Regions from separate parts of the Homo sapiens genome. Here region 2 is linked to region 1. The links are chromatin loops, found by intact Hi-C in ENCODE. Cell type or tissue: PC-3. All regions are shown on one strand. Each heading gives the region's core, and the rest is flanking DNA. Links, peaks and the distances in the headings are about the cores only.

Region 1 (10,471 bases), core at 4,049-6,548:
AAAAAAAAAAAAAAAAAAAAAAAAAAAAAAGTCTGTCGCTAGGAACCAGGTGCTTCTTGATTACCAGATTGCAGTTTATCTGATTATTAACTGAAAGGAGGAAAATTTAGGACTTTGCACAATCTTCATCAGCTACATCAGATGCAAAAACCACAATGTAAATGCGCTTACAGAAAACCATGAAGAAATATAGTGAATCTAAATCTATATTGTTAGGTATTAAAAGATTAAGGTCTGATTAAAGTGTAAAATAACTGAATAGCAGTTTTGGACTGATTTATATGATTTATTGACATTGAAGAATATGATTCTTTTAAAAGAAGAATTTTGATTATTTTTCTCTTTTTAGATAATATTTTTAGTTATTTATTAATTACCCTAGTCTTATCTATACTTTCCTGACCTAATTATCCATGAAACCAGTAATCCCAAGGAGGGCCACCTTACCAAATGCAGTGTACCATTTTTATTTTTATAGAGTCCTAGCTGTAATCATTTCTGAGGGCAAAACCATTTATCTTGTTCTCTAGTTTTGTGTGGCTACCATTCATAAGTAGTTCATAAATATAGTTTCTGGTATGCATAGCAGCCATTCAAGCCTTAAATGTTTGGTCATATCTATATGCCTACAGAATAAGGCAAACTCCTTAGCTCAATATTTAACGTCTTCCAACATCTAGTTCCAGCCTGTCCTTTAGGCTTTTTCATCTACTAATCTCCTTTTTCTCAAATAGTCTGAGCATGGTCCTATACCTCTATTTTTTTGTCTATTCAGTCCCTTCCTTGAAATGATCACCTCGTCCTTTCCTAGACTCCGTCTGTTCAAAATCCTGCCCATTGTTAAGAGCCAGCTCAAGAATCTCTGCTTTTTGATCCCACCTCCTGGAATTTTATCTCATACCTTTATTTTATCTTATACCATATTCTATATGGTATCACACTTACACTCTGTTCACCCTTTTATGATAATTATTGATGGAGGTTTCATACTTCCAACTTCTCTGTATCCACTAGGACAGTTTCCTTTATAATAATATGTATTAGATGATATAAATTAAATTTTATTGATATAAACTAAATTTCCAAATTGATATATGGTTGCTGTCCACAATCATTGTCTACCTAAAATTAAAAAGGAACTGGTACTTACTAGGTAAAAGTTCAAGCTCTAAATTCAGTAGTATCTTATTTGTACAGCATGATCTGGCACTAAGGCCTTCTACATAAGAGAACAATCTGGGTAACAAATACATTATCTTCAAATGCTATGTCTTTTTTTTAACCATTTTAGTGAAAACTGTTACTAGAAACTACCTTGTATTATTAAACTACAGAACACATTGAAACCTTTTCTCAGTGGCTCCAGGCCACCATGATGAATGCTGTCCACCAGGATGTGAGCAGGCAAAGTAGTGCTGAGGGTGTGGTTTTTTTCTTTTCTCTTTCCTGTACACCTAGCATTGCCCCTACTGGAGTGAGTTAAGAAGTGCAGTGAAAGATTTGAATAAAGTTGAAGAGACTGGTGTTATTCCCTCAGAGAAGGGGAAACTAGGGGAAGAATTTTATAGCACTCAAAGAAAATGGGAACTGGTGTAAACCCAATAGAAATTCAGTTTAAAACCAAAAGAATTTCTTGGCTATAAAAGTTTTAAGGAAGATAGAGTAGGCTGCTGAAGAAATTAATAGCACCTTCTCTTGGAAGTTACTTAAAGTAATAGTAGATAAATATCTTTCCAAAATGATTGAAATCCAGCCTTTGAAGGTAGGGATGAGTCACATGACCTCTCATGATCATTTTTGATCTCATAATTTGGAGCCCAGGATAGAAAGCTAACTAGGGTTACAGGTTTTCTAAAATCTGCTCTGGTTTTTTAAAGGACTTTTTAATGGTTAAATTTATTTTATTTCTATTTGGTAAATGAGCCTGGGGCCTTTTGGTCAGGGATGTATTTTCAGTAAGTCAAATGAGGTTGTAAATCAGGTAGATCTTTATAATTGCCAGTTTAGTAAGCTGAAACACGATACGAGCAGGGAGAAAGATATAGCCGCCCACTTGCACACTTGATCACAGACATGGGTGGAATGTGATGCACTGTGTGTATATACATGCTCCTAGACTTACAGTGGGGCTGTGGGCTGATAAACCCATCATAAAGTGAAAATATCATAAATTAAAAATACATTTAATACACCTAATCTACCAACCATCATAGCTTAGCCTGGACTTTAAATGTGCTCAGAACACTTACATTACCCTACAGTTGGGCAGAATCATCCAACACAAAGCCAATTCTATAATAAAGTGTTGAATATCTCATGTAAGAGTGTTGTACCACATATCGCTAGCCCAGGAAACGATCAAGTATGGTTTTTACTGATCATACCATAGTAAAGTTGAACCAAGTTGTAAGTTGTAAGTTGAACCAGTTGTAAGCCAAGGACTGTCTGTATAAAGAACTGCAAATGCAGGGCTTTGAACACTGTTCTTCAGGGCAGCAGAGTGAGGTGGAATGGTCATCCATGGGACCATGTGCTGCTTGCAGAGTAAGTCATTTGTATATCACTTCCTAGACCAGCTTCTCTGGGATTTGTCAGAGCAAGGCTCCCCAGGAGGCCATTTGCAGAGTTTGGCCAGAGTGAGTAAAGGGCACCAACTCCCAATCTGGTTATAAACTCCCTAGTGGGTTTTATGACTCTTTGCCCACAATTGGAATGGGTGGAGGAGAGAGTGACTATCGTGGATTGGTTGAGAACGCATTCCTTCCTCTTGGATTCTAGGATTCCCTTTCTCAGTCAGAAAATTTGAAAGTCTTCCCCATCTCTGTCTGTAAAGTCTTTCTATCTCTCTCTCCCTCCGTCCCCACCAGACATCTCAGAACTTCAGAGAACTCCCTTGCCCACAAAACATTTGCAGTTCCTACTTCAGAGCCTCACACCGTCAAGGCAAGGAGCTCTTCTTCTCCCAGCCACTGCTGAGCACTGGGGGCCCAGAGTGCTCCCTCCCAAGCCCTGGACTGCTTCTGCTGCTGGGGCTGCCCAGCAATGCCTTATCCATCTCACTATTTTTTTCTTTAATTTTGAAATAATTTCAGACTTAGAGAAAAGCTCTAAGAATAATACCAAAATTTCCCGTACATTGTTGCACATGTTCACATTTTATCACATCTGTTTTCTGCTCTATTATTCTCAATCTCTCCCTTTGTTTCTCTTCTCTCTCATATTTTCTTTTCAGAATCATTTGAGAGTAAGTTGAAGATGTGTTGCACCTTTACCCCTAAATATTGCAGTTTTTCTACAAAGATGCTCTCATATATAGCCACAATACAAATTATTAAAATCAAGATATTAAAGTAATTTATGCACATTTGTTCAAATTTTAAATTTTGCGAGATTATACTGATGTTCTTTCTGGAGGAAAAGAAAAATCTCCTACTCCAGGATCACATGGAGTATGTAATTATGTCCCTGGGGCCTCCTTTAATCTGGAATAGTACCTGCTTTTTTGTTTTGTTTTGCTTTGCTTCGTGTTTTCCATGATTTTGATATTTTTTAAGCATACAGGCCATTTATTTTGTATGGTGTGCCTCAATTTGGGCTTATCTGATGTTTCCTCATGATTAGATTTAGGCTGTACATTTTTTGGCAGGAATACCATAGAAGTGACCGTATGTCCTTCCCAGTGCATTTCATCAGGATCATATGATAATACATTTGTCTCATCACTGGGTTAAGGTGGTAACTGCCAGGCTTCTTCACTGTGAAATTACCATTTTTCGCTTTGTAATCAGTAAGCATCTGGTGAGAAGATACTTTGGGATTATATAAATATCAATTCTCATCCAATTTTCACCTCCTAGTTTTACCATTCACTTATGGCTCTTATCTAAAATAATTATTACTATGATAATTACCAAATGGTAATTTTCTAATTCCATTCTTTCTACAACTTACTAATTGGCATTCTAGAAGGAAGAATTATTTCTTCTTCCCCATTTATTTAATTTTTTTGTATAATTGTGGGTTTTAATTTTATTCTATAGGTTATAACCTGTCATTACCATGATTGATTTTGATGTTCCCCAAACATCAAATTGTCCCAGATTTATTTATCAGCAAATGTTTCAAGTGGGTTCTTGTGCCTTTTCCACATGCTTCCATCCTGTGGATTCTTCCTTCCTTTCTGCCACAGCATGATGTTCCAGGTTTAGCTTATCCTTTTCTTAAGCCAGCCCTGGAATCATCCATTTCTCCCAAGCCTTGGTTCCTTATGGTGGAGAACAGTAGTTAGGAACCAGGATCTGGGCTGGGTGAGGTGGCTCATGCCTGTAATCCCAGCACTTTGGGAGGCCGAGACAGGCGGATCTCTTGAGGCCAGGAGTTCAAGACCAGCCTGGCCAACACGGTGAAACCCTGTCTCTACAAAAAAAAAACACAAAAATGAGCCGGGCTTGGTGGCAGGCGCCTGTAGTCCCAGCTACTTGGGAGGCTGAGGCAGAGAATTGCTTGAACCCGGGAGGTGGAGGTTGCAGTGAGCTGAGATTGCACCGAGCTGAGATTGCACCACTGCACTCCAGTCTGGGTGAAAAAGCAAGACTTCATCTGTTAAAAAAAAAAAAAAAAATGGAGGAAACCAAGTTCTGATCACTTAAATGTGCCCATTGCTGCTTGGGTGTCACTGCTTCTAGCCCTCTCAGAGGACAGAGCTAGGATAGCATGCATATTTATATCCATGTATGTGCACATATACATATGGGTGTTATAAACACATATGCGTGTACACACACACTCCCTTCATGAGTTCAGACCATTCCAGATCTGCGCCACCATACGGTTGTATTCTGTCTTTCCCTCTTCCCATGTAATTCCTTTCTCTGACAGTGAGAACCCTGACTTCCATTACCCACAATATACTTATGTGCTACACCCTAGAATACACAGTAAGTAGTTTCAGAATTACTAACTCATGCCATTGTGAAAAACAAACCTCTTAAGTGGAGGTCAATATTTATATATGGTTCCTTTTGGCTTTACCCCAAGTGTATTTAGTCAAAACACTGTGTTTAAATGTTACTAGAGTTAGTTTTTCTCCCCCTTCAGTGTTACTGTAGTATTCATTGGAATACAATTAGGCTTATTTGTTTCTGTTTGTTTTTTATTTTATACTTGTTACCTTTTTAAATTAGAATGTAAAACATTAACATGATTTTAAAAATGGAAACTGTATTAAAGGGTATTCTCAGTGAATGTGCCCTCTCTACCCATTCCCATTCCCTCATCCTTTCCTGCAGGTCTCCAATCTCATTAGCTTGTAGTTTATCCTTCCTGTTTCTTTGTGTACAAATGAGCAGATAGATGTGCATTTTTCTAATTTCTCCTCCTTTCTAACACAAAATGTAGCATACTATAGGTAGTCTTTTGCATTTTGATTTTTCCAGTATATCCTGGAAATGACTTCATAGAGATTTCTTTTCTTTGACAGCTGCACTCTACTCCGTTGCATGCATGTATACAGTTTGCTTACCTGCTTTCCTATGTATGGGTTTATAGGTTGTTTCCAATATTTTGCAGTTTAAAAAGTAGTGTCATGAGTAATCTTGGGCATATTTTGACTGATAGATACTTAGGTAGCAGTTATTGTATATTAGATATCCTTTCAGTTGTTAGGACTCTGTTTGGCTAGGTAATAAGTGAGCAGATAATGAATTGTCTTTTACTCGGGCCTGCAGAGCCAGAACCCTGGCTGATGGGCAGGATACAAAACCCGTTCTCCTGGGCTCTGACCCAGGAGAGACCGAGGGAACACCAACTGATTCAGCAGTAGGTGAGAGAACCAAGTGCCAGATGGTGGTGAGGGAGGTGGCACCATCACTCACATGTGTGTTTGTGTATATGCATTTATCTGATGCCAAACTGGAGGATAAAGGAAGATGCGAAGAGTCATGTCCTTCATTTTTTACCTCTTTACTTTAACCTTATTGATTGGGATACCACACTCTACATTCTGCTAAACATCAGCAACCAAAAGGGAAGAAGACATAGCTCTTGCTGGGCTGTCAAGTTCACTGACAAATCAACAAATGTTGCATAGTATTTTGGACAGTATGCCTTGAGAGCTCATAAGAAGTTGAAATGAAAACATTCTAGGCAGAGGGGAGCAGCATATTCACAAGCATGACTGCGTGAGGAAGCATGTTACATACCTGGGTAACTACAGCAGAAACTCCAGGTAGATTAAAGACTTGATTACCAAAAAACAGACACACAGAAACACTTAAAAAGCTAGAGGAGAGGTGGGGTGCGGTGGCTCACGCCTGTAATCCCAGCACTGTGGGAGGCCGAGGCAGGCAGATCACGAGGTCAGGAGATCGAGACCATCCTGGCTAACATGGTGAAACCCCGTCTCTACTAAAAATGCAAAAATTAGCTGGGTGTGGTGGCACACACCTGTAGTCCCAGCTACTCGGGAGGCTGAGGCAGGAGAATCACTTGAACCTGGGAGGCGGAGCTTGCAGTGAGCTGAGATCGCACCACTGCACTCCAGCCTGGGCGACAGAGCGAGACTCGGTCTCAAAAAAAAAAAAAAAAAAAAAGCTAGAGGAGAGATTATGTATAATTATTTATCTGATCTTTGGATGGTCAAGGACATCATAACCATCAAAGCAATGAAAGAATATGCAGATAGACTTGACTATATAAAAATATAGAACTTCTATCTAGTAAAAAGTATTAATATTTAAAGCAAACATAATGAGAAAGATGTTTGATGTTTACAACATATGTGCTAGGCAAAGTTTAATATCTATAGTGTTTAAATAAATATATATATACTTTTAAGTTTGGTAGCATTAAAACAAAAACCCTAATAGAGAAATGGGCAGAGGATCAGCTATGGTGGCTCATACCTGTAATCCCAGCACTCTGGCAGGCCGAGACAGGAGACTCACTTGAGCCCAGGAGTTCAACACCAGCCTGGGCAACACAAGGAGACCATCTCTCTCTCTTTCTCTCTCTCTCTCTCCCCCTGTTCTCCCCACCCCCCCATTCCCCTCCTTCTCTCGTCTCTCAATAAATACATAAACAAATAGGCAGAGGACAGGAACACAGAATGTACAGAAAAGGAAAATCACTGGTGGCCACGACATTGCTGACATTTACTGAGTGAGTAACATGTGCCAACCCCTTTCCTAAGAGTCCTGCATTTATTGATTGATTCATTCAGTCCTCACGGCAACAGTTGAGATATGTGCTTTTAGCCCCATTCTATGGGTGTTGAAATTGAGGCACAGTTACACAAATAAGTTGCACAGCTGCAAATTGAACCCAAGCACTTTAACTGTTAGCCACTCCACTCCGAAGTCTCTTAGGTATAATGGCTAATTCAAATATGAAAAAAAAATTGTTGGTGGTTTAAAAATGCAAATTTAGTAACTGCAAGATTACAATTTTTTGCCTACCACACTAACAAAGAGTTTACAACTTACCCAAATCTAACTAAGCTGGTGGAAAATGGACACCTTATTTACACTGAAGAAAGTGTATATTGGTAGGCATTTTCTGGAACTTTGACAGTGTGTATCAAAAACATCTAATGGTTTTTTTTTTTAATAAAATTTTATGTATTTAAAAACTAGGCTGGGGACAGTGGCTCACGCCTGTAATCCCAGCACTTTGGGAAGCCAAGGCAAGCAGATCACCTGAGGTCAGGAGTTCGAGACCAGCCTGGCCAACATGACGAAACCCTGTCTCTACTAAAAATACAGAAAATAGCCGGGCGTGGTGATGGGTGCCTGTAATCCCAGCTACTCGGGAGGCTAAGGCAGGAGAATCACTTGAACCTGAGCGGCGGAGGTTGCAGTGAGCTGAGATTGTGCCATTGCACTCCAACCAGGTGACAGAGTGAGACTCCATCTCAAAAAGTAATACATAAAACAAAAAATAGAGACAGGGTCTTGCTATGTTGCCCAGGCTGGTCTCAAATTATGGAGCTCAAGCATTTCTCCTGCCTTGGCCTCCCAAGTGTGGGATTCAGGTGTGAGCCACCGTGCCCAGCCTCCAATGGTTATTTTCTAAAGGAATTCATTCTAGGGAAATCAGCATATTTTAATCAACAAACATTATTTTCATAGTTAATATAGCAACATTATTTTGTTTCATATTATTATGTTTTAAATAGTGGACTTCTCTTTTTGCCTCCCTCCCCCAGCCCCTGATTATAGCAATATGGACTCATAGTAGAAAGTTAAAAAAAAAGGTGTAATTAATAGAAGAAAATGTCACCCAGAGAGTTAATGTTTTGGTATATTTGTCCTTCACACTCATTATTTACAACAGGTAAAAAACTAAAACAGACTTGATATTTCAAAGGCAAGAGAGAACCATTCCCACGAGAAAGTTATGGCACATCCATATAATGGAATATTATTAGCTGCTGAGAATTATGTTCTGACCAGGTGCAGTGGCTCATGCCTGTAATCTTTGGGAGACTGAGGCAGGAGGATCACATGAGCCCAGGAGTTCGAGGCCAGCCTGGGCAACATAGTAAGACCCCATCTCTACAAAAATAAATAAATGAAATTAGCTGGGCCTGGTAGCTTGTGACTGTAATTCCAGTTACTCAGGAGGCTGAGTCCTCCATTAAGGATGGCTTGATCCCAGGAGGTCAAGGCTTCAGTGAACTATGATTGCACCACTGCACTCCAACCTGGGCAATAGAACCAGACCCTGTTTCTTAAAAAAAATTATCTGGGAATTTGTAATGCTTGTGATAAGCAAGTGGCTTTCAAAATTATATATGTAATATGTTCTCAATTATGTAAAAAATATGCAAAGCAAAACAAATACATTTCTAGATGACCTCTGGAATTAGAATTACAGATACTTTTTATTTTCTTATTTATACTTTTTGCTGTAACTAAAAAGAAAAGAGGCCAGAGTCAATGGAGGCCTGACAGTGAGGATGCATGGAAAAGAGGCAGGTCCTGTTCGTTCCGTAGCAGGAGCATGCCTGGTGCAGAGTGGTGCTCAGAAAATACTGGTATTTATTGAATGCATAACTGAGCTTGGAGAGATAGTGAGCGCAGCTTTATGTAGCTTTCACTGTGCGTTTGGATGTCTACGTGCACTTTGCACAGACTCCAGAGCTCAGCAGGGGGTCTGCATTAGAGGGAGCAGCTGGGAGTCGTGGACATGCGGTGGTAGCTGAAACCATGGATGTGGGTGAGGGCAACCAGGGGGAAGTGTATAGGGAAACAGGGCTGAGGGTGGAGTGCTTGGAGTGTTAACATCTAAGGGACTAATAAAGAATGAGGAGCTCGCCAAGGAAATTTGCAAAGGGCCCAGAAGTCAGAAGAAAATTGGGAGATAATGGTGTTAGGAAAACCAGAAGAGGTCAGTATTTCAACAGTAACAGTCACAATAATCATCATAGCTGCCACTTCTAGAGCCCTTGCTATGTGTCAGGCACTGTTACCGGAATTACACACATTTACTCACTTAGTCCTCACGGAGACCCTATGGGGTAGGTTACTGTGACCATCTCTCTTCTGGGACGAGACACTAAGAGACTTGTCTAAGATCATCCCCCAGAGATTCAGTGCCCCAGAGAGAAAGTCATAAGAAGTATTCTTTGGACAACTGTATATTAAGTGCGATTAAAAGTAGATTCAAAAAGCTTTTGACTGTTTTATTCTGTTTGGTTGGGCGTAGCGTCTCACGCCTGTAATCCCAGCACTTTGGGAGTCTGAGGTAGGTGGACCACTTGAGGTCAGGAGTTCAAGACCAGCCTGGCCAACATGGTGAAACCCCATTTCTACTAAAAATACAAAAATATGGATGTGGTGGCATGTGCCTGTAGTCCCAGCTACTCAAGAGGCTGAGATAGGAGAATCACTTGAACCTGGGAAGCAGAGGTTGCAGTGAGCTGAGATCACCCCACTGCACTCCAGCCTGGGCGACAGAGCAAGACTCTGTCTTTTTTTTTTTTTCTTTTTTTAAAACAAAGCAAAACAAAACAAAACAAAAGCTTGACTGTCAAGGGCTGGGGACACAGGAACCTAGTTGTCTTTATTTTTAAGCTGGAGAGCCTGGAGCATGTGTATGTACATCAGTAGGGAAAAGAAAGAGCAGCGCTGATGGAAAAAATCGAGGGGAAAACAAAAAGCAACATCCAGGCAGGTGGTTTATTACAAAGTCTGATCTGGCATTTGATGAAATTCAACATTCTCTCCTAACTAAAATACTTAAACCTACTAACTAGAACTATAAGGGTTCTAAATCTCAGATTAACTTTTTCTTTTTTATCGGGGGCAGACGGACGTGTAACTAACGCTATAAAGGGTAAAGGACAGCTGGATCCAAGTCTACAGACTTACGTCTATAGTTTTTAGAGACCAGATAAACTTGCCATTAATATTAATTAATGGCAAGTTCGTCAGTTAAGTTAAATATCAGTTAATTGTACATTCAGGCATTT
Region 2 (10,500 bases), core at 3,579-6,078, 71 kb before region 1:
CAGGCTGGTCTTGAACTCCTGATCTCAGGCGATCCGCCCACCTAGGCCTCCCAAAGTGCTGGGATTAACAGGCATGAGCCACCATACCCAGCCTGCTTCATCCTCTTTTAATCTCATTTTCAGTCTCCAATTAAACATATGTTAAAATTTCTCACTGTATGCTCTATGCCTTTACCCTCTTTTGTGTTTTTCTTCTTTTTCTGAGCTGTACTCAGTTTACTGATTCTCTCTTCAACTATATCTAATCTGTCATTAGTTATAGAATTTTTATTTAGTTATCAAATTTGTCATCTTTTATAGTTTATAGTTCCCTGTTAAAACCATTTAGTTTGGTTTTTATCTCTTTGAATATAGTTAATGTCATTGTTTTTAAATCTTTACCTGTATTTTCAATATCTGAAGTTCCTGTGGGTCTTCTTCTGTAGTTTCTTGTTTCTGCTGGTTCTGACTCATGGTGTTTGTTTTTTCCTGTGCCTGATTACATCCTGGATGTTGTTTTTGAAAAAGTATTTATAGAAATAATTTGAGGTTGAGAATTTTCATATGCTTCTGCCTTCTGCCTAGGTTGTACAGTTTAAGGCCTCCTCAAGCCAAGTTCATGATTCAGGTATTGTGAGTTGGGCTGCAAACCTGTGTGCAGGCTGGTTACTTACAGTTCACTTTCCCTCTTTGAAGCCCCATTTACAATAGGGGTTGGTATCCTTGAGACCCCACCTGCTTAGGCTCCAGATGTCACCAGAATTTCACATCAGCTTTATTTCCTGGATTGGTAAATATAACCCCATGATAAAAGTGGCTCTGAGTGTTGGGTTTACCTCTTGGACTTCCTGTCCTCACCAATTTTTGACCGAAAATTCAACCCTATGTTGTTAGCTCTTTGAATTACCTATTCTGTCCTCATTAGAAGAGTGCCTCCAGCATTTATTGCCTAAACATGACAGCTGAGTATTTTTAGTTTGATTTTTTTTTTAACATTTGCTAATAATACGTTTTCAACCAGATCATAAACTTTGTGGATAAGGTCCCTGTCTGCTATTTCTTTACCCTTCTCATATAGCATTTAATACAATGATAGGTGGATAATTGGTTCTCTTGGCCAGTTGACTGATCAAGGGGCAATTCTCCAAACTCTGGTGATTTCTCCTTTTCGTTCGTAAGACTGCTTTTATACCCCAACAAAGAAACTTGTTATAATTTAATAGTGGCTGTGTCCATTTTTCTTTTCTTCTCTGCTGTTCCATCCCAAGGTGGGATGGCCCCAATTAGACTAACCACTGAAACCCTGGGCATAAAATGGTGCCCAGGGAGCTTTTCTTCATATTAATTTGTGTGTACTCTAAAAGGAAAGATTATTTGGCTTGCTCATAAATCCAAAATTTTGGTGATGAAAATATGTTTATAATTATTTCTTTTGAGCTTGATTTGTTGTGGATTTTTTCCTTTATTTTGGTTTAAGATCAAATGGTTTCCTAATGTGTATGGGTCACTGTAGTCTAAATTTTTTTTTTTTTTTTTTTTTTTGAGATGGAGTTTTGCCCTTGTTGCCCAGGCTGGAGTTAAATGGCGAGATCTTGCCTCACTGCAACCTCCACCTCCTGGCTTCAAGTGATTCTCCTGCCTCATCCTCCTGAGTAGCTGGGATTACAGATGCCTGCCACCACGCCCAGCTAATTTTGTATTTTTAGTAGAGACAAGATTTTATCATGTTGGCCAGGCCGGTCTGGAACTCCTGACCTCAGGTGATCCGCCTGCCTTGAACTCCCAAAGTGCTGGGATTATAGGCATGAGCCACCGTGCCTGGCCTCTAAATATTTTTAAAGTATAGATGTTTTTAAACTTGTAGCTCCTGAGTGTGAACTGTCCCTTGCTGTTTTTTGGGCATCTATCAAGGCATTTGTTCTAACCACTGAGTAAGAAGGACATCACTAAGGGGGTTGTAGCTATACCTTTCTTCTTTTTATCTTTAATTAACATGCATTGACTGCCTGGTATGTTAGAAACAGACCTGCCTATTACAGTCTCATTCCCTTCCATACTCATCCTTGCTTGTGTGGCTACCTCCCAAGCTAGGACTGCAAGACCCTTATCACTCCTGCTTACTATTGGTTTTTGTGTCCTTTTGGCAATTTTCTAGTGGCTGCTTGAACTATTGGTTGTCAGATTGACCTGATTTGTTTCACTTGTAAACAAAATGCTTAAGCCACTGTTGATTTTTGTGACAGCTCAGTTGCTTAGAGCAAGGTGTTAATGAGACATCGGTCATAGGTCCAGGCTCTGGGTTGACTGGTAAGCTTTGCTCTGGCCCATGGCCACAGACCCTGACTCCCCCTTGCCAGCTGTCTTGCACATGTAGCTATGGCTCATTATGGGGACACAGCAGGGGGTGGAGATAAGACAAGGCAAATCTGTCATCTCTGCCAGAAAAGACAACTCCTACTGATAGGTCAGTAACCTTTTCATTGGAAGAACAGCACGTTAGTATTAGCTTCTGTAGATGTGTCTAACTGAGTCTTTTTCTTAAAATAACTCATGTGATTGTATGGGTTGTCTGCAGCAAGTTTAGAATACTGCTCACATTTTAAAGCATGTTTGAATATAAGGATGGCTTTTTAGTTTGTGAAGATTATTGTCCTTAATCAGGGATTCTTAATATCATTCTCTAAAGTAGAAAAGTGAGCTTTAGAAGTCAAATTTGATAAAGCTCTAGAAAACAACTGCAAAATTGCTGTTATAAAGAAACCTGTCAAATTTAGGAAGTGCCCTCCAGGAGCCCTTCATCCCAACCAATCCTCTCCTAAAAGAAAGGAAAAAAAGAAGAAAGATGGCTAGGTAGATGGAATAGTGATCAGAAAAAAAGAACTTTTCTAGAAAAGCATACCAGTGTGCTCTTTACCAGAGCATTTTAGCAGGTAATATTTTACAAAGGACCCAGCAGATAATTGGGCAGGTTTTTTCTTTAGGAACTTAGTGTTGATGGCCTGAATTAATCTGACTAGGAATTTAGACATTTCTTCATGATATATTTTGAGTCCATAGATGATCTGATTCTAATGTGACTTCAGTTTTTAACTTACATAGCGTTAAGCAAAAGGATGTGTGTGTATGTATGTGTGTTTGTTTTACATCCTAAAGGTATTACAGGCCCCATGGTAAACTTTTTGGCTCAAGTGAATCCAGAGTTTGGTATATGTAACCTCCAGTGGTGGTTCATGAACAAACACTTCATTTCTGTAGTCATATTTTTTTTTAAAGAATAAAAGTGAGCCAGGTTTAAAACTTGTTAAGAAAATAATAGCACAGGTGATACACAGATGAAGCAAAATTGCCGTGGATGGTCTGGGAATGCCTGAGGATTGAGAAACACTGGCTGAATTATACACTGTGGCAGAAGAAATTATAGGCCCTTAGAAACAGGTAGAGGTTATTGGAAAGATTCAAGCACCTAATGTTTAGTTAGAAGGTAAGTAAGCTGGTTTCTTAAGTTCTTGTTTATTTATTGGGTGTGGGCTCAGGATAAGTTAGTTTGAAATAGATCTTAGAGAAGTAAATGCAAGACAACTTTATCAATGAGTCATGGGCAAACAATTCTATTATTAGAAGTAGTATAGAAAAGGAGTAGGAGAAGTAGAAGGGAGGAAGTCTAGTATTCATTCATTTATTTATTCATTAATTCAGCCACTATTTCTTGAGCACCTGGTGTATGTCAGGCACTGTTGTAGGCACTGGGGACACAGCAGGGAGCAAAACAGACAAGTCTCTGCCCTCATGAAATTCATTTACATCCTAATGGGAAGAGACAAATAATGTAAGTGAGTATATAGCATGTCAGCTGTGAGAAATGCTATGGAGAAAAATAAAGCAGAGTAAGGGAATTAAGGAGTGATGGGATGGGGAGGCATTGCTTTTTTAAATAGTTTGATGAGGAAAGACCTCTCTAAGAAAGTGACATTTAACTTGACTTCTGAGGGAAGTGAGGGAGCATTCCAGGCATGGAGAAGGAGTGTTCTAGATGGAGGGAACAGCAAGTGCAAAGAGCCCTTGACATGTCTGAGAAACAGATAAGAGGCCAGTGTGGCTGGCGTGGAGAGAGAGGGGAGAGTCGTCAAGTAGTAAGAGGTGAGAGCAGATGGGAGGAAGGTCTCAGCACAGGTCAGGCCTCTGGCTTTGCTGAGAGTGATGGATGCCTTTGCAGGGTTTTGAACAGAGGAGGCACATGATTTGACTTAACGTTTTAACAAGCTGTTTCCTGCTGCTGTGTTGAGAATAAGCTGTAGGCGGCACCAAGGTGGCAGCTGGGAGGGTATTGCCACAAAACAAGCAAGAGATATGATGGTTTAGGCCAGTGGTAATGGTGGAGAGTGTGAGAAGAGGACAGATTCTGGATGTATTTTGAAGTAGAGCCCGCAGAATTTGTTGATGAACTTGATGCAGAGTGTTAGAAAAAGAGAAGACTTCAAGGTTATTGGCCTGAATAACTGGAAGGATGGAGTTATCTATCACTGAGATAAACAGAGGTAACAGAAGTAAAGGGGAGAGATGGCCATGGTAGAAGGTGGATTACACCTTTAAATTTTTAAAACATATTTTTATTTAAAATAGCCCTCACTCCCTGGCCCAGTGCACACAAAGGACCTGATTTGCTTTTACCCTGAGTTTGTCACTGTAGATATCCTGGAATACTTCGTTAAAAACTATAAATAAAGTGGCCATAATACGGCTCATTTTGTTCAGATTCTAAAAAAAAATTCCTTCATAAGCAGTTGGCTTCCAAATAGCAATGCATGCTGTCAGTTTGGTGACTAATTGGGTTAGAGGTTAATAGCAAGGCAGTCCTATAAACATCAACGGGAGTGGTGTATCCAAATGAAAGCTTGCATTAGGCAACAATTCAAAGAATGAGAATGACTAAATACCATGTTACAAGCCAAGTGAATTATATTAAGAGTTTTAACTTTGAGAGAAAGGGACGTTACCCCTGAAATAACTATCTTAGTTGGATCTTCCCTACTTAATACTCATAGTTGGGTTGTAAAAATGTAAAGGTTACCATCAAAACAGCACTTCTTAACCATGAAATTGACTAACTTTGTAAAATTAGAAATTCTGTTACTTACTTCCTACTATGCTGATTGGACATTCCTTCTTTTGCCAAAAGAACAGAAAGTTGGATTTTGTGCCTTCTAGCCAAGAGAACCACACACCTCTCTCTCTGTAGACCAGCTAAATGCTTCCTACTGCTCGGTGATGAAATCAGATCATGGAATCAGTCAGTTTGCTATACTGAATTTTTTTTTTTTCAGCTGTGTTCTAATTGAACCTTTGGGGAATAAACTAATTCTTAACATCTGAAAGTTTAAAGGTCTGATACTAGAATTTATGGGGTGGTAGAGGAGACCTTTTAGTCTCTGTATCCAAACCAAAATGTAAATTTACTTTTATTTATTTTTTATTTTTTGAGAAGGAGTCTCGCTTAGGCTGGAGTGCAGTGACATGATCTCGGCTCACTGCAACCTCTGCCTCCCGGGTTCAAGCAATTCTCCCTACCTCAGCCTCCCAATTAGCTGGGATTACAGGTGCTCTTCACCACGTCTGGCTAATTTTTGTATTATTTAGTAGAGACAGGGTTTTGCCATGTTGGCCAGGCTGGTCTTGAACTCCTGACCTCACGTGATCCGCCCACCTCAGCCTCCAAAAGTGCTGGGATTACAGGCGTGAGCCACTGAGCCTGGCCAATTTCTTTTTTTATTGTGGGATAATCATTCCATACTTCTCCCTCCTCTCTAGTCCCCACCCCCACCCCCCTTTTTCCCCCCACAAGTGAAGATGATTTCCTGTGCTGGTCTAGGATTAGTTTTGTTACAGTCTGTCTTTATAAGAACATTTCTTTTCCATAATCCAGAAGCATTTTGTAAAACCTATGCCTGGAAATTGAGTCACTTTTTATTGCTTAGATTTTCTTCACAGAAAAACATAGGTTCTGTTGGATGAGTATTTGTTGTGAAAGCAAATTATTAAGGGGTGAAAATTGTCTATACAAGTTGATGTATAGGAGGATATCTGAACTGGATTAGTTGCTCTTTTATCTGTGTTTTCAAAGCTCTTTAATAGTAACTCTTATAACACTTATAACAGTGTTATCACTATTGTTTGGGCATCATTCCATTCTGCTAGACTGGGAATTCTTTTATAATACAGTGCCTGATAGGCATCCATTCATTCCTTGAAATAATGTATTGAGTGCTCATTATGTGCTTGAAATAGAGTGTGTGCAGGAGCCAGAGCAGTCGGCAGAACAGATGCAGCTTGTGTCGCATGTGCGTACAGCCCATGGCAGGGTGGGGGGCAGGGGACCCAGCAAACAAGATACAGATAACTGCGCAGTACAGTGCCAATATGCACAGGAACAGTGACTGTCCCCTACCTACATAAATGCATAGACCTCATATGTGTATTGTGAATCCTCTATAATTGTTGAATTTGACTTTGAAATTAAACACTTGATATTTTAGACTAGTCAAAAATGGGATATGTTATTATTTTAATAAAAACACCATTGTATCCAGCCGGGCACAGTGGCTCACGCCTATAATCCTAGCACTTTGGGAAGCCGAGGCGGGCAGATCACCTGAGGTCAGGAGTTCAAGACCAGCTTGGCCAACATGGCAAAACCCCGTCTCTACTAAAAATACAAAAATTAGCTGGGTGTGGTGGCACACGCCTGTAATCCCAGCTACTTGGGAGGCTGAGGCAGGATAATCACTTGAACCCTGGAGGCCTAGGTTGCAGTGAGTCGAGATTGCACCACTGCACTCCAGCCTGGGCAACAGACTGAGACTCTGTCTCAAAAAACAACAACGACAACAAAAATAACACCACTGTATCCATATTGCCTACAGGAGAAAATGCAGATCACTTATTTTATGTATGTGTTGAATCATTTTAAATAACCTGACGGAGGTCCTTTCTTGGGCCCATGCCTCTGCACATGTTGGGCATGTTGTAGTTGTCGTTACTAGCAAGACACACCTACCCTTTAAGACCAGTCTAAATGCCACCTTGTTCCCTCCATGTAATCTCAGAACTTCTTTAAGGGCAAGGACCAAATTACGTCTGTGAAACCCTAGAGTTTGATCTACCACTTCACGTGGAGGCATGGGACAGAGGTTTTGTTAATGAGTGAATGTATCCATTTAATAAGTTCCTTCTTCAGTACACTCTTGAGACCTATTCTGGCTTTCCCAGGAAACAGCTGAAGGAGTGACCTCCAATCAAGTCAGCTCTGTGTCAATCCTTCATTTTCGGATGTTTTTTCTTCCTTTTCTCACAGGGTCATAAGGATCAAATGTAATAATGATGTAAGAGTTAAGCGTATTCAATAAAGGGAGGCAGTGGAATCATCACAATGTTGATCATCACAATCAACATTATTATTACTGCACCACTATAGTTCCTTGTAATACACAGTCCAGAAATATTATCACAAAATCTCACTGAGGATGTCATTGTTCTGGGTTTGACCTAGATGTTGATGTAATGAACAGTTCTCTATCAGTTAGTGTGTTGGCCTAGCACAGGTGCTTGACAAAGGCCCTATTCAGACTTCTGTGCATTACTTCAAACCCCTCCCTTTGCTCCCATAGTATAGTAATGAATTAGGAGTCATATCTTTTGACTGGCAAGGGACTGCCTAAAGCAGATCCCTGCAGATTGGGGCCTCACTGTTTCTGTGGGTATAAAGAACCTCTCGGGAGAGCCTGAATGATCAGGAGATCTGAACTGGGGAGCCATCGGCCCAGCAGGAGGTGCCTCTGCTTGGCCAACCAGAGCCTGCTGCAAGAAACCTTTTTTTTTTTTTTTTTTTTGGTTCTGACAGGCTTGTTGGGGAAATTGAAAATCTCCTGTTTGAAAGCCAGATAATTTAAAATCCTTTCTGATTCAGAATCTCAGCAAGTAGTGAAGGGCTAGGTTATTGATTGTGGGAAATGGGGCAGCCTCAAAGGGCTCTGGGCTATCTCAGTACCCCATCTCCCTCACCCCTCACGCTTCCTCAGGTTTCTCTCTCATGCTAGCTTGGAATGGATGGTGTATTTCCTACCCAGTTGCCTTTGTTTATAAGCATCCACCACCGCTGCAGTAGGGTCAGGAAACTGGCAATTTCCTCAGTGATCCTTGCCCTTGAACCCTATCTCCTCCAGCCTAGGAAGTATTCAGACCAAGTACTCATGTGTGACTCTCCAGTGCTTCTGGATAGAGAAGACCCTCTGAGCTGCCCTAAACTCGCAAGAGAATACTCCACAGGCTTATGTAAGCCAAACCAGATCATGAGTCAGACATCTGAACTCATCAACAAAAAGTGCTCCAGGAAAAAGAAATGGTCTACCTGGCATATTATTGTTTGAAAATTTATTTTAAGTCAATCCTCTATTTCATTAAGGGTAATAATAATCAGTCTACAATGCAAAACTCAGGGAAAAGTAAATTTCATTTTGTATAGCTGTAATATAACATTTTTTACTCTGCTCAAAATTCTTGAAATTGTTAATCCAACTCTATAAATTAGGATATTTGAGTAAAGTAAGTATCCATTGTTTGACTGTGCCAGAAGCAGGAGTTAACTTTTTCTTTCTCTGGTTAAAATTATCACTTACTTGATAGCTAAGTAATTTTTTGAAAGTCTCTTATATCCTGATGGTACACTAAGGCCCTGAAGAGAGTATAAAGGTGCAAGATTCAGTCCCCTCTCTCAAGAAACTAGCAGTATGATTGGATGGATAAGATTTATGCATGTGAAACAGAGAATGCTAGATATTTTGGGTGGTAATCAAGTGTAATAGTATGTGATTTTAGTTATAAGCGTGATGAGTGCAGGAAGGGAGATGAAAAATAAATAATATTTAGTGAACTCCACTACTACAGAATAAATATTTATAATATTTTCTATTTCATCAGGAAGAACAATTTGAATCACTGGCTTAATCACTGGTGGGGGGCCTGGTTTTTAGTCTGTGTCTTAAAATTCTTAGCTCACTTATGTCATTTGTCATATGAACTTTTTGGAGAAAGAAATATTTAGTTTTTATACGTAGTTTTTAAGACTTTAAAGGTTTTATAACCCTTTTCTTGAAAAATTAAGACATCAAATCAGCAAGTATTTATTGAGCACTGACCTTGGTCTGAGGCATGTACATTTTTTAGTTTTTAGACAACAGTAAAGTAACCCTGAAATAATGCCTACAATGACTTTGATAAGTACAAGATGGTGAGTTGAGGTTTTAGCCAAGAACCTTTGTTTTCTCTTGCTGAATATTTTTCTCTTTGGTTATGTGGTAGAATTTAGAGCTCAAAATGTTCAGACTGTTTCTGTCCAAGTAGCATTCTCACCATGGTCAAGATTTGTTTAGTGATTTATAATTAATTAGATAAAAGTACGCAAAGCTTTTTGGGCTTTGTACTGGGAAGTGCTACATAAGACTGCGTGGTAGTGGTTTGGGCCTCATTGCTTATATCTGACATAGCTTCCAGGATTTATGCCTGTCTCCACCAAGATTCTTTTCCTCTTTAATGAATTTGAAAGTAACTATTTATCTTGAATGAAATTAGTTTTTTCTACCTAGAGCTGGGAGTTTCATTTTCTAATCAGAATGTCTGATTTATTTATGTGCCTGCCAAAAAAATCCCAAAATACTGGCCGCCTGAGTTCTGGCTAATGTTTCCAGGTGCTCTGTTTTGAAAACATTCCGTTTCTACCCTGTATTACAGATGCTCTTGCGTACAGTGAAATCTTGTGATAAATATTTTTCAGTGAACATAAAGTATTTAAAAAATAAACGAATGGCAGTATTAGTCATACATTGACCGAATGCCACCAGTGTATTATTTATCATCATATACAGGACATAGTCCAAGACACAATCCTTATTTAGTGGTTCTGTAGTCTAATTATCTGTAAAATGGTCATGTCAAAAAAAACCAAGGAACCATCAGTTGGGCAAATTGTTTGCAATTATGATTAATAACTTGCTGTGGTTAATTAATGGGAAAATATATATGGCTTCTAACGGGCTGCTAGTTTCACATATATAAGCAGTGTGTATTCAAAAGAATTTATACCAAGTAATTATTTATTACTACATTCTAGGTTTAATTCTTACTTGTGTTTTCAAGCCATTCAAGGAAAGTGAGCACAAGTAGGTGATAGCCACCATTCTTTATGGTAATATTATTTAGGTCTTAAAATCAGTCAGAGGCAAATTATATTATTTGAAAAATGATTGCTTTTCACAGACTAAATTATCCTTATATTATTTTTCCTTTTTTTTTTTTTTTTGAGGCTTAGTCTCAAGCTGTTGCCCAGGCTGGAGTACAGTGGCATAATCTCGGCTCACCTCAACCTCTACCTCCTGGGTTCAAGCGATTCTCCTGCCTCAGCCTCCAGAGTAGCTGGGATTACAGGCACCTGCCGCCATACCTGGCTAATTTTTTTTGTATTTTTAGTAGAGA

What was found. Peaks named below come from ENCODE experiments on the same cell type or tissue, not always from the same donor. Only the 100,000 strongest peaks of a DNase experiment are listed, where the experiment ranks them.
Region 2: it touches region 1 in a loop (4-fold over the local background); 2 of 110 quality-filtered maps call a loop at or near these places.

Annotation. Positions count from the first base shown.
Region 1 is chr10:74,990,200-75,000,670 of GRCh38, forward strand. All of the region lies in intron 13 of KAT6B (lysine acetyltransferase 6B), which reads left to right. Among named protein-coding and RNA genes, the nearest start is that of SNORD172, 26 kb to the right of the region's middle. In PC-3, for the core only: no CTCF peak of the experiment used is centred there; no DNase peak of the experiment used is centred there; H3K27ac peaks cover 320 bases.
Region 2 is chr10:74,919,611-74,930,110 of GRCh38, forward strand. The region is part of intron 3 of KAT6B (lysine acetyltransferase 6B); the gene reads left to right. Among named protein-coding and RNA genes, the nearest start is that of SNORD172, 97 kb to the right of the region's middle. In PC-3, for the core only: no CTCF peak of the experiment used is centred there; DNase peaks (open chromatin) are centred at 4,271 and 4,831; H3K4me3 peaks cover 1,770 bases; H3K27ac peaks cover 2,367 bases.